Regions from separate parts of the Homo sapiens genome. Here region 2 is linked to region 1. Evidence: chromatin contacts called from ENCODE Hi-C or POLR2A ChIA-PET data. All regions are on one chromosome and are shown on one strand. The core of a region is the stretch at or near the end of the contact, and the rest is flanking DNA. Distances in the headings are between cores, read along the strand shown.

Region 1 (7,141 bases), core at 1,978-4,477:
GTAAGGTGACAGAGCAAGACTCTGCCTCAAAAAAAAAAAAAAAAAAAAAAAGTAAATGCAGAAGCATAATTTATATACTAAGAAAGGAGAGAAAAATAAATCATATGAAGTGCTCATTTAAAACCACAACAGGTTAAAACAACAATGAGATGCCACTACACATCTATTAAAATGACCAAAATCCAGAATACTGCTAACACAAAATGCTGGCAAGGATATGAAGCTACAGGAACTCTCATTCATTCCTGAAAGGAGTACAAAATACAGTTTGGCAGTGTCTTACAAAATTAAATATACTCTTACCATATGATCCAGCAATCACATTCCTTAGTACTTACCCCAAACTTATGCCCATACAAAAACATGCACATGAATGTTAATAGCGGCTTTATTTGTAATTGCCAAAATTTGTAACCAGCTCAGCTTACAAAACTGTCCTTCAACAGATGAGTGGATAAACTGTAATACATCCAGACAATGGAATATTATTCAGTTCTAAAATAAAAAGAAAAACTATCAAGCTATGAAAAACATGGAGGAGACTTATATCCACATTGCTGAATGAAAGAGGCAAATCTGAAAAGGCTACGTACCTATGATTCCAACTAGATGACATCCTGAAAAAGGCAAAACTGGGGAGACAGTAGAAAGATCAGTGGTTTCCAGAGTTTAGAGGGGAGGAAGGGATAAACAGGCAGAACTTCGAGGATTTTTAGGACCGTGAAACTATTCTTTATGATACTATAATGGTGGATACATGTCATTATACACTTGTCAAAATGTGCAACACCAAGAGTGAATGCTAATGTAAACTGTGCACCTTGAGTGATAATTATGTGTCGATAAAGCCTCATTGATTGTAACAAGTTTACCACTCTGGTGGGAGATATTGATAATGGGAGAAGTTGTGCTGGTATGGGAACAGGGGATACGGGGGAAATCTCTGTATTGTCAGCTTAATTTTGCTGTGAACCTGAAAGTGCTCTATAAAAAGAAAGTTTATTAATTTTTAAAAATGTTGACTATCATCACTTTACTATCATCACTCTACAATAGGGCATGAGTGAGAGAAATAAATCCAAGATCACCGATGTGGGGAGCATGCTATCTGCTTTCTCTTTCAACATACACACACACGTGCGCGCACACCCACACACACACACACACAGCCCTTGTCTTTCCAGATGATCCTTAACTGGAAAGAGAAATATCAGAAAATTTCCTTGGCTAACATTATACTATACTGATGCAGTCTCAAGTTGATGTGGAAAGGAGAGAATAGAAAACAGGGGCAAGAAAAGATTGGATGACCAGTTGTTTAATGCTCAATTTTTTGGCCTTCAATTGTTTAAAGCTTAATTTTTATTTTGGCCATCTCCAACAGAATAGTCTTGGGTATGGCTAAAATTGAACAGAAATTATTTTTAGAGAAAATTAATTTTTAGAAAAAGAAAAGAGGTGAGGAAGACTCCCAATTAGCACAGGCTGTTCTTTCTCTTTCAGAGAGAATCCACTACGAAATAGCTACCTTGTTAGGCAACTGGTAAAGAGTGTTGCAAAACAAAAATGTGGAAAGTGTCAAGAATCTGCCAGCCCTTTGTTGGACAAGCTATGCTATCACTATTTAAAAAAATCAAATTATACTAGTGGAACAATTTGAAGAGTGGGTAACATTAATTGAATGAATTCTTAATCTCTAATACAAGTTGGATGATGATGTAACTTTTCTTTGAGGACCAGCTACCTTCTTATTTAATCATCTGCTCATTTCGAGCCAGTTAGGAGAAATTAACATTTAAGAATATCTACAACCAAGCAAAAGTCTCGCCAAAACTCTAGACATCAGAAAAAAGTAAGGTAGTGTCTACTTAGGAGAGCAACTGCCATCCACAATCCGAAAGACCTGAATGAAAATCCCAAATAAAGAGAGCATTTTGAATGAAACTGGGGGAAATAAAAATAGTGGAAAATGTCTAAAGATTCATCGCTGAAAGATCAACTGAGAGGGTAAGAAGAATGTTTGGCTTGTTTCTTGCCACAATTTATTGAGAAGCAGACATTTTCTCTGAGAATTGTCTCCAAACACTAAATAAGACAAGTAGGCAAGGGTCAAAGTTTAATGTAATTTCTTATAAGGGATTCTTATCTCCGTGGAAATGCTGGCTTCCAGCCTTCAGCACTGGATTATCAAACAATATACACTTTTGATAAGGTACAGCCTGGCCCATAGCAGTAAAATCTTATAAGCCATATCAAAGATCCTCAACAAGGGCAAACAGACACTCCCGGAAAACGGAAAAAGAAAAAATGTTTATTATTTAATTCTGGATATATGACAGTTTTGTATTCTCCTAAAAGTGATGTTAAAGGAAGAATTTTAGGAATGTTTGTAATTTTTTTAAGGTAACCACAATCTTAAAAATAAAAAAAACTCGGGCAAAAAAACAAGTGAGCACTGATTCATTAGAATCTGGGAAAGCAATTCCTTCAGCTACAGAACGGGCCTCATTTGGCTGACTGGATAAGGGCTCTTAATCCCAGCACTCAGGCAGTGCTCCAGTACTGGTTCGATTTCCGCAAAGTCCTTCTTGCATCCACCTTCTCCGCGTTTCTGGTGAGAGAGCAAGTAAGCTACGCTCCCCAACAGATTTTAACAGGGTGGGAGGACAATTTGAGAGAAACATCTGTGGTCTTGGAATGTCCAAAAGCTACTTGGCACCAATTACAACTGAGTGGAAAATTATGGCCCTGCTGGGCTCCAGATCTTAAGACGGGAAAATGTTGGAAATTCCTCCTGGTCACCATCTACCCTAACGTCCCGCCCCCGCACTCACGGCTTTGAATATGTAAACAATTTCAATTTCCTCTACTAACAGTTGATTTACCCACAGAATGAATCGAAGGGTACTCAACAAATGGGAGGACTCGGGCAGCTTTCCTGGGATATCACACCATATAGACTGAGAATTTCAGAAACGCAAAGTGCGCGTCCCAGCAGGGCGAGAATGGCGTTAACTATGTCACCACCGCCCAAATTCCCTATAATTTACCACTTATCGTTCCTGGCTTTATTCTCCGTGCGTGCAGGGACATGTAATTCTCTAGGAGACGGTGGTCCGGACTTGGTTCCCGACTCCCTCGTGGCTGCAAACAGGGGCAGCTGATTTGGGTGGATGCAGAGGTTGTGGCCAGGGGAAGGGCCGCGGGGCAGCGCGTAGAACTGATTGTAAACCCAACTTCCCGCCTCGGAGCGAGCCGCGGCTCGGAGTAGCGTCATTCGAAAGCCACCGGAGATATCGAGAGAGCTCCTTAACTGCTCACTGAGCAAACTTCGTTTTACAGCTTTGGGGTTGATATTTGGGAAACTGGGTCCTAAAAGTGGCTTCTGGTCTTCAGAAGGCTTTGTTCTCCGCTTTTGATTTTTTGACACCACGGGTTTCACACCCCACCCCACCCCCCAGTCTCACACAAACCACTCAAACTCGATTGCGTCTCCATTGCGCTTTGGGGAAAAATAATTTAAGATTCTCGCTTCTGAAATACAGCGTGATGGTTAAGAGCATGGGCCGTGGAAACAGACCCGGGGAAAGCCTCAGCTCGGCCACTCTTTGCCGCGTGACCCTGGGTGGCACCTTCTAAGGGTGATTCTGGGATTCTATGAATTAATGCATGGAAAGCGCTTGCGAGAGCGCTAGCCGGAGTCCGCGCTATTTAGGTGTTTGCCAATATTATTGTTGTTGTTAAGGTGTGAGGGATCTTGGAAGACAGAAGCCAGGAATAAAGTAAACCTACAGAGACGTCCCTCCCCAAACCCCGGCCGCTACCCCTGCAAGACCTTGTGGAGCATGTTAGGTTTCGTGGCGTCGCCAAGTTGTACCTCCTGCGCTTCGCCGCAGATAAAGCCCCAGCTTAGAGCATGGGGTCGCAACCACCCAGAGCCTTCAGACCAGTGAGCACTTTCCGCACAGGTTTGAATCCCATGAACAGTGATTTTTCTTCAATTCTCTAGTCTCGTCTACGTTTTTTGTTTTTTTTTTAAGGTTTTTTTTTTTAAGGAATTTCCGACAAATAGTGTATTAAGCCTCACTCAGCCTTTGCTTTTATCAGCATAGTGTATTTGCTTATCTACTGACACTCTCCCTGACCATTTTATTAATTCCTTCCGTGCAGAGACTACAACATTTGGGATACTTATACAACGAAAAAAAGGTGTTAAACATATTATAACTTTTTACTATGGAAATGTAAAATATTAAAAAAAGGGAAAAAATGATATGATGTAGCCTCGTATATCCATCACCCAGCCTCAAAATTAACAATATTTTGTCAATATTTTTAACATATATTTCAAACTTTGTCTTTCTGCATTTTAAAGCAAGCATATTATTTTATTCATAAAAACTTCACTATGTAAGAGTGAGAGCTTTTTTCTTTTGTTTTTATTTTGAGAAATAGCATTTTTAAACATATATTAAAACACTATATCTTACTGCTTATTTGCTGGGAATGTCTCATTTTTAAAATGGCTTTCTCAGATTTCTTTGTTTTTCCTATTTTGACCAGTGTGTTAATTTTCTTAGAATGGACTTAGAGGATTAGGTGAATTACTTCATAGCACAAAGTTGCTAGGGCAGAATTTTGCTTATTGCTTATATGGGCAGCAAGATAATTTTCCTTCTAAGGGCCAGTGTTAAATACTGACCTTATCTCTATTTAATTTGAACATAATCAACAATATTGTTCAAGAACAGAGTCACCTAAATATAATGTCTTTGACAGAGTGTGGTATTTGCCTCATCTCTCTGCTCTAATTGAATGCCTTGCACTTGTCTCCTAAAAATTTCCTTTCCCTGGATTTCACATAGTGCTCTTTATAATTAACCCAGAATATTCCTTTGGTGAAAACATACTCTCTTTTCAGAGGTTTGCACCTAGGATCTTTAGCAGTCAAGGCTCACCTGTCACCTTTGCTAAGAAGACATCTACTGATAAATTATTTTTAATCCAGTTGGTGTGGATACGAATAAATTAGCTGTCAAAAGTTTTGCAAGATTGGAGATATTTTGTTTTTAAGTTTTTTATTCTTTTGACTAACTAAATATGTACAACTTACCCTTGCAGTATTTAGAAAAATGGACAAAATACAGAATAGTTATTTAAAATGGGAAATAAGCCAAGGAATCACCAAATGATTTCCTGTAAATTAGATTTACTCCAAGAAATAGAAATTCCAGAATATTAATCATTTGTAGTTAAAATCTTGAATAAGGAGAGTTCCCCACGATGGATATAAATCTCATATTTCCTATAGTCCTTTGAAATAACAAATTCTTCTCCTGACTCAAAGACGAAGGAAAAAACATTCTATTGCAGACGGCCTGCATAGGTTGGTTTATGACGAGTCTTAACATGTAAAAGTTAAATTGTCATTTCCACAATACCTACCACTTCCTCAATCTTCCCAGTTTTAATAAACACTACTTCCACTTGCCCCACTACTCAAGCGAGAAGCAGGAAACTCATTATTGGTCCTTCCCTGTCACCAACTGTTTAGGTTTGCCTGGGACTGGGGGGTCTCTCAGAGACATGGAACTTTCTGTGCTGAAACAGAAAAGTTCCCAGCAAACTAGGATGAATTGTTCACCCTACTCATCACTCACAGTGTGTGTCCACCATTTTATCTCCAACATATATCTTGGACCCATCCACCTCTCTCCATTCCTATTGCCACTCTCCTAGTCTGAGCCACCACCACCTCTCGTGACAGCTGCTGCCCTGGCTTCCCAACTGGTCTGCTCACAGCTATTTCTGGCCACCTGGTCTCTCCAGAGCAGCTAGAATGATCTTTCAAAGAAATCAAACAGGGCTGGGAGCTGGTAGGAAGAAAGCCCAGGCAGGACCTGGTGAAAAAATAGCAGTTAGAATCACTATGCCAGAGAACACGATTAAAAGAAGGGTTTCCACTGTCCTGAAGCAGTCTGTGGAATCAGATCCTTTATAGGTAGTGTCTGCCAGCTTGAACTACAAGATGTTAGGAAAAAACTCCATCTTGTCCTACATAAAATCGTTCCATTGGTAAATCTAATGGTCGTTTCTTAATATTATACTTTATTTCTCAGCTGTGTTTGACTGTTCACTCTTATGTCTTGAATAATTTAAATTTATCTTTACTTTAAAAACATTAATTACTAAGTAACGTACTCATTATGAAAAAAGTAAAATCTTGAAAAAACCTTTAATATAGAAAGTTAAAAAGCTTCATATTCTCACTGTTAGAGATACCAGCTATTAACAAGTAATATACATCCTTCTGGAGGTTTTTTATGTTTATATCAATCAGAGCCTTCCAGAAGTCCAAAAGGTTCATGCCATCTTCATTTTCAGTGTATAAAAAAAAAAGAAATGCCAAATAAGATTTGAGAATATTGAAGACCTTTAATTTAACTCTTAAAAAATACACAGTAGTTGTATGTATAATACATACACAGATATACATACACATACATAATACTTCTTTAAAGATAATATGAAAAGTCTATGTTTAGAACCTTCTTAAAATTGAGCCTGAAGCTAAATGGCCCTCACCAACATTAAATATCTAAACTCTCTATCATCTAAAACAAACAACCGTACTATACATACTGTTCTGCAACTTGCCTTTTTTAAAAAAAACTTAGAAGTGGGAAAATAGGCTGGGCAAAGTGGCTCATGCCTGTAATCCCAGCACTTTGGGAGGCCGAGGGGGGCGGATCACTTGAAGCCAGGAGTTGGAGACCAGCCTGGCCAACATGGCAAAACCCCGTCTCTACTAAAAATACAAAAATTAGCCAGGCATAGTGGCATGTGCCTGTAATCCCAGCTATTGGGGAGGCTGAGGCAGAAGCATCGCTTGAACTCGGGAAGTGGAGGTTGCAGTGAGCAGAGATCACCCCACTGCATGCAGCTTGGGCGACAGAGCGAGACTTCATTTAAAAAAAAAAAAAGTGGGAAAATATTTATAAACTACTATGTATAGAACAGCATTATTCCTATTAATAATCACATACCACTTTAATGTTTTGCTTAATCATAATTTATTTAACTAAGTATTCCACTTTGGTGGACATTGGGTCGTTTTAATGTTTAACACAGGTGTGAGAAT
Region 2 (7,141 bases), core at 1,786-4,285, 45 kb after region 1:
TTCTGGCTGGCTTTACAAATTCTGCCTTATTTTCTTCATAGCACTTAACAATATCTAAAATTATATTATTAATTTATTTTCTATCCTCCCTGCTAGAATGTAAGCTCCATCAAAGCAAGAATTCTGTCTTATTGGTGGCTCTCTCCCCAGTGCCTACAACACTGGCTACCATAGATGAAGGCTCCCTAAATATATCTAATGAATGGAGATCACCATGTTGTTTAAAAAACCGATTCTTTCTAGACATCAATTTTAATAAAATCAGATTTACTATGTCCTAGTTTGGTTAGGAAAGTTTTTCACCATTGTTTGAAATTTCTCTTAGTCTCAGTCTTAAAATACAGCTCTCTGTGATGAGTATATAAAGTAACTGTAAATGGATCTTTTAGGTGATCCTTAAATGAAATTGGATGAAGTCTATAGAATTCATACAACCCAGAAGAGAATACTCACCTCTATCGTGTAAGGGCTGGGATCCCAGAGATTCATGCTTGAACAGAGCCTTCATTGGCTGGCACTGGCTACTTTGAGACCCTTGAGTTTGTGTCAATAGTGCCATCTTGCAACAGAGCAGTTCTTGCCCCTGGTCACCAACGGGAACCTAGAAGTCACGATTTTTAGTTATCTACCCAACATTTCTATGTTTTCCATGTGCAAGTGATTTCTATTTTCTAGGCACTGTTTCTACAAGCCTTATGATATTAACACAATTAATATAGATAACAACCCTGTGAGCTATTATTTTGGATTTTTATGATAAGTTGCTGAAAACGGAGATGTGGCCCGGATCCTCTCTCCTGAGTGGACAGCATTTTTTTTGTTGTTGTTGGTTTTTTTGTTTTTTTTTTTTTGAGACGGAATTTCACTCTTGTTGCTCAGGCTGGAATGCAATGGCATGATCTCACCTCACCGCAACTTCCGCCTCCGGGGTTCAAGCAATTCTCCTGCCTCAGCCTCCCTAGTAGCTGGGATTACAGCCATGTGCCACCACGCCCGGCTAATGTTTTGTACTTTTAGTAGAGACCGGGTTTCTCCATGTTGGTCAGGCTGGTCTCGAACTCCCGACCTCAGGTGATCCGCCCACCTCAGCCTCCCAAAGTGCTGGGATTACAGGCGTGAGCCACTGCACCCAGCCAAGGGTGGACAGTGTTTAAGCAGCTTGCCCATGTCACCCAGCTAATAAGTGGAAATGCTAGGATGGGAGCTCAGACAGAATGACTCCAGATCCCGTGTTCTTACCATTACTCTAGGCTCCCTCATTATATACATCTGTGTGTTTACGAAAACCCTTTGGACACTGGTGCTAAATTCTCAATACTAATATATTTTCTAATCTGAAAAATGAGGATAATAATTTCTACTTTATGAGGTTTTGGAGACCAGTAAATAAGATCACAGTATGTGACATCACCTAACACAGGGCCTGGCACATAGTTATGTCCTCATTAAAAGCAGGTTTCCTTCCAGACATTGATAGTTAAATTACAGTTTTCAAGTTACTGTCTCACGTGCAGCTCAGAATTTCCCACATATTTTATGAAGAATGAAGCTAAGAGATTTGCAATGACTTCCCACTGCTACAGGGCTTGCGTGCAATAGACCTAAGTCAAGAACCTTGGTATCCAGCTCACCAGTTAGAAGATTTGGCCACACAGGTCCTCTGAAGTTGTGTGCACAGGGACACAGGACGATGCAAAGAGGAAACAGTCCCTCATAAAACAGGGAAGAACATGGAGGTAAAAATAGGCCCACTTTCTACCAGAGGTTCATAACCAGTGGTCCATGGACTTTCTCCCAAGTGGTCCATGAACTTAGAAAGGACAAAAACTAATCTTATTTTTACTGGTCTTTAAGAGAGAGTTAACATTTCCTTCAATTATGAATGGAAGCAACAAATCAAGGTAGCATAAGCAGTACCCAGGACTTTGTCACCAACAAAACCTGCACGTTTTCACACCACATTACAACCAGGCAAATAGATGCTTATCGCCATTTTGAAATTGCCAATTATAAGCCCTGTCCCTAGGTCTTATTATTTAGTGCAGTAATAAAAATCCACATATATGACTTTAATACAAATTTAATTCTTTGCTAACTGTATGTCAATATAGTTGTGTTCTTTTGTAATCCTTTATAGTTTCTTTATATATTTAAAAATATAATTCTGAGAAGGAGTCCAGGGACTTCACCTTACTGCCAAGGAGGTTCACAGTACAAAAAGAGATGAAGAACTCCTGGACCTTAAAGGAATGCCCCTCGCTCCGATCTGGGATTTCAGGAGGAAACAGACCACAGCGCTCAGATACTAAACCTGTTCTTTCTACCTGCGGCGCCGGCTCATCCAGCTGCCTCTCCAAATACTCCAATAGCACCACCACCTCCTCCCCGCTCTCTGGATGCTGCTCCCGCACCCAGCTCTGCAGATTCCCCGGCAGGATGGTCAGGAACTGCTCCAGCACCAGCAGCTCCAGGATCTGCTCCTTGCTGTGCATCTCAGGCTGCAGCCATTGTCCGCAGAGTTCTCGGAGCCGGCTCAACGCCTCGCGGGGGCCCGCAGCCTCCGGGTAGCGGAAGCCTCGGAAGCGCTGGCGGGAGCGTTCGGGGCCCCGAGCAGGGCTGCAGGGTGCTCTCACCTCCGCCGTCAAGGCGGAGGCTTCCTCCTTCTCCACCTTCACGGTCAGGAGCCCCGTCTGGTCTTCTGCAGACTGGGCGTCCAGGGCTGCGTTTTTTCTCGGTTCTCTAGCCATTCTGACCCAAGGCAGTACTCGGGTCTCACTCTAGTTGCGACCTGTATATCTTCAGAGGATTCTGGAAGGGTGGTAAATTTTCCAGTAGAACTGCAAGTGGTCCCCCTCCTGTCATGCCCAGGGGCCCAGGACACCCCCTGAGGCGCAGCTGCACAGATCTCTCTTATAGTCCGTGCCTTTGCAGGGTCGTCCTCTGCACCCCACTCTGAATCCCACAGTAAGTATCACCAAAGGATGTCTTTGGGAGTGAAAGTGATCACTCTCCAGACATAGGAGGGAAGTTGAGGCTGGGGCACAGGAAGTCTCGATGGGAACTAAGGCCACTTCCTGGGCGCTCTAGGAAGCTTCTCTCGGTGGTTGTCTCCGAATTAACCCATTAGCTACCCTGTCCTTACCTCCACGCAAGGGAAGGCAGTTAAGGGATAGAGAAGGAAAGGATGACAGACCTTGGATCATAAGAAATAGGACTGAGCCTTTAAATCCTGGAAGGATGCCGCTGCGGCTCATATTTCTTTCCTATGTAAAGCTTGCTTAAGCAGCTGGCATAAAATTGACACTAAAATTGAGCTGGAAAGCAGGGGTTCCCCAGAGCCCCAAGAACCCTGGCAGGGGGACCTTTAGTCTCTCTCAGAAACATCAAAGCAGCAGAACACATCACCAGGCACTTGCCTGGAGCGAGCAGTGGCTGCCCTTGGTCCTTCCCCACTCACCCCCTTAATCTGTCACTTTTTTTCCTCCTCCTTAAGGCCAGACTACTCCTCCCGACCCTGACTGTAGCCCTCACCTCCCACTAATCCTCAACACACTGTCCCACTCCCCCACTCACCACTTTGCACATTCCATGGCTGCTTCTCTGGCAATCAGGCTTATGCTGCTCTCCACCTCCAGAAACTCTCTAGTCTCTGGCTTCAGGGACCCCATTCTCTTCTGCTTTCTTCCTTCCTGTTTCTTCCCAGCCCCCAATCACAGTCAAGCACAGTGGCTAGATACGCAGGTAGCCAGGTTACCTGTGTAATCCTGGCTTACCCTCCCTGTGCCCGACTTTTCCAATCTGTAAATAGGGAAAGTAATAGTAGATAGGGATGTTGTAGGCATTACTAGGGATTAGATAATGTTGTGAGCACTCTTGTGTAAAGTGCTTAGAACAGTGCCTGGCATGTGATAAACTAGGCCTATCCTATAATAGAAGAAAGCCCTGAGAATTCTTTGAACTAGATGGGACTCGATTTTAAGCCATAATTGACTGTAAGTTATTTGACTGGACACTTCAGTAAGCCCCTTTCTGCCCAGTGGAATGGAGAAGCTACAAAATGCAAGTTCAGTAGTTTATGAGGGGAAAAAATATCATGTCAGTACTTTCTTGAGTTTTTCTTTCTTTGCCTATGCCTCTACATTCCAAGGATTAAGAAATAACATAACTTAAGAAAATGAGAAGTCCCAAAGACTGTTGCAAATGAAAAATACTACAAAATATCTTTCTCTTGATGAGCTACCACAGAAGGTAGGGGGCACTGCCCATGAAGTATCCTTATAAGTGAACTTGAATCTAAGTACTTTTCTAGATCCAAATATTTACAGAAATAAGTTAAGTTAGCAGTTTTCACACTCTGTGTCACACAGAATCACTGGGGAGCTTTTAAAACATCCTGATACCTAGGCTGCAACCAAGATCAATTAAATCAGAATGTCACAGGATGGGACTCAGGCATTAATAACATTTTTTGGTTGTTTTTGTTTGTTTTGCGACAGAGTCTTGCTGTGTCACCCAGGGCTGGAGTGCAGTGGCGCAATCTTGGCTCACTGAAACCTCCACTTCCTGGGTTCAAGTGATTCTAGTGCCTCAGCCACCCGAGTAGCTGGGATTACAGACATGCGTCACCATGCTGGTCTCAAACTCCTGGCCTCAAGTGATCTGCCCACCTCAGCCTCCCAAAGTGCTGGGATTACAGGTGTGAGCCACCACGCCTGGCCAACTTTCCTAGGTGATTCCAACATGCAGGTGAGTTTGAGAGTTAAGGAATTAAATGACACTTTAAAAAATCAATCAGCCAAATCCAACATGTGGGACATTCTATAGAACAGAATGATGCAGGACAAGTGAGCCCCAAAATTAGGGCTTAGCTCAAAAGGATGCTTTGCTTCGCCCAGGGAAGAGTTCAAGGGCAAGCCAGTGGTATTAGGCAGCAACTTTTATTGAAGTGTCAGTGTACAGCAGCAGCAGAGGTACTGCTCCTTACAGAGCAGGGCTACCCCCTAGGCAGTGTGCTCAGACTAGCAGCTCAAAAGCAGTTCTGCAGTCACATTTATACCTACATTTAATTATATGCAAATTAAGCACCAGATTATGCAGAAATTTCTAGAAAAGGGGTATTACCTTCTGAGTCACTTGGTCATGGCCATGGAAAGGGGTGGCAACTTCCCTGTGTTGCCATGGCAATGGTAACTGACATTGCACACTGGTGGGTATGTCTGGTGGAGAGGTGATACTGCCTCTTCCCTCTTTTAGCTAGTCCTCAATTTGGTCAGGTGTTGGAGCCCCACTTCTGGAGTTGAATTCTGCCTCCTACCTCATTCCTCCCTCAGGGATTAGATATGCCTTCTTAATTTTAAGCAGGCTGCAGAAGGGCAGTGGTCCATCTTCTGTAACTGCTTCCTGCTTAGTTTATGGGCATAGGCCCTGCCTAGCACTGGAAGAGTAAAAATCTCTGGATACCATATCTAAAGGCGGGATGCTTTTATTTTCTGGGTCAGTAGATGGGATGGGTTGGAAGCCCTGCGACGGCATTTTCTTTATCTGGAACTGTTGTAATTTAGAAGACACAGATTTTATAAAGACGTTAAACAAGCAAGGGCCAAAGATTAGTAATAACAAGATGGCTATTAAAGGTCCTAGGAGAGATAAAAACTAGGTGAGACTTTGTATGGCACTTCTGATAATTGACCAGATATAGTTGGGTTCAGTGCCCTGATTATAGATATGTAACCCGGTATCTTGCTTATAGATCTTGTGAATGTTAAATTCAACCTGTTCAGAGTTGTTACTACATGTGCAGCAGGTTTTATTAATAATTGCACAGACTCCATCTTGTTTGGCTAGTAAATAACCTATACATTTGGGCTGGCAAGTCAGGGGCTCTTCTCTGGGCATTCCAGACACCCATCTTGTGACACTATTTCAGGATGGGTAACCCTCAGGGGTCAGGGGACTTAAAGCATTTGCTAATAATTGCACTTTTTGGCTATTGTTAAATCTCTTTTGCCCTGTCCCTATTGTTGTAAACTTTAAAGGCCATATTTAAATGGCTCATAGGGGTTTGAGGTCCTATTGCTGCTTTTTATAGCTTTCTCCTAGGATAAGGGGCAGATTGAGTAATAAAATGCATACCTAGGAGAGCTTGTCCTTTTTGGGAGTCTGAGTCTGCATTAGTATATGTCCTGAGTGTTTCACCAAAATGACCCTGAAATAGAGTGGGATTTTCTCATTTTCCCTGAGTTATTTCTTTAACCTTGTCATAAATGACTGGCTTAACCACACAATTTTTCCTTACCTTTTTTCTTTTCATGGCACAGCAAGCAAATGACAATACTTGCAAGTCATGACAAGTTAAAGAATATGGTAAAATGTATAAGCCTTTTTTTTTGATTCTCTGAAAACTGGCCAAATTTTTCCTTGTATAAAGCCAAATTAGAGATAGACAATGCCCCATGTACTCTAAGTGTTCCTCCATTTCCATCAGCTACCTCCTGCAATGGACATAGGTTTGACTTTAGGGGCTTATATGGGGCCCTACTCCTGGTGGTCCTGGTTGGGCTTACTTTTTTGGGCCCTGGGGGGTAAAGGCTGGGGGTAGTTGGATAAGGGAAAGGGGTGCCTGATGACCTTGAGTTAGAATCCTTCATTAGAAAACTAATGGGACTACTCTCAGAATAGGATTAAGGAGACTTCAGACAGGGCATAGGATGATATTGTGATTATGAAGGAAAATGTCCTTTTTATGCATTCATGACTGAAATAGTTAGAGGTGAAGCATCATAATGTCTGCAATTTTCTTTCAATTGAGTAAGAAACCAAATCGTAACAACTAGTGAATCTAGGTAAATGATATATGGGTGTTTGAACTTTTCTGTAGGTTTGAAAGTTTTTAAAATAAAAATTGGGAGCTGGGCATGGTGGCTTATGCCTGTAATGCTAGCACTTTCTGAGGCTGAGGTCAGAGGGTCACTTGAGCCCAGGAGTTCAAGACCAGCCTGGGCAACATCTGTCTAGAGACAGGGTCTAGTTCTACAAAAAATCAAAAATCAGTTGAGCATGGTGGCACACAGCTGTGGTCCCAGCTACTCAGGAGGCTCAAATGGAAGGACCACTTAAGCCCAGGAGGTCAAGGGTACACAGT

The links. A loop is a pair of places that touch in the nucleus more often than their neighbours do. ChIA-PET counts read pairs that join two places held with the same protein, here RNA polymerase II (POLR2A). Pooled maps may share reads with other maps.
Region 2: a loop to region 1 is called in a map with no recorded cell type, with 5 times the contacts of the local background. The contact joins the promoter of ZKSCAN4 here to the enhancer-like site in region 1. A Hi-C loop is called at or near these places in 6 of 168 maps with a recorded cell type or tissue (aorta, cardiac septum, heart left ventricle and 3 more), 3 of 37 single-sample maps with no recorded cell type and 7 of 50 pooled maps. POLR2A ChIA-PET finds 5 or more read pairs at or near these places in 15 of 52 experiments (A549, CD4-positive, alpha-beta T cell, GM12878 and 12 more).

The regions. Positions count from the first base shown.
Region 1 is chr6:28,204,529-28,211,669 of GRCh38, forward strand. No RefSeq gene overlaps it. Among named protein-coding and RNA genes, the nearest start is that of TRS-GCT5-1, 4.9 kb to the right of the region's middle. Within about 2 kb of position 3,228, at least 4 of the 41 ENCODE cell types and tissues checked have a DNase peak (open chromatin) inside an H3K27ac peak, as active enhancers do.
Region 2 is chr6:28,249,234-28,256,374 of GRCh38, forward strand. ZKSCAN4 (zinc finger with KRAB and SCAN domains 4) reads right to left here and starts at 3,036. Exons shown (of 5, transcript NM_019110.5): 1 at 2,325-3,036; 2 at 454-601. The coding sequence starts at 2,747. RefSeq lists enhancers at 2,595-2,664, 2,795-2,844.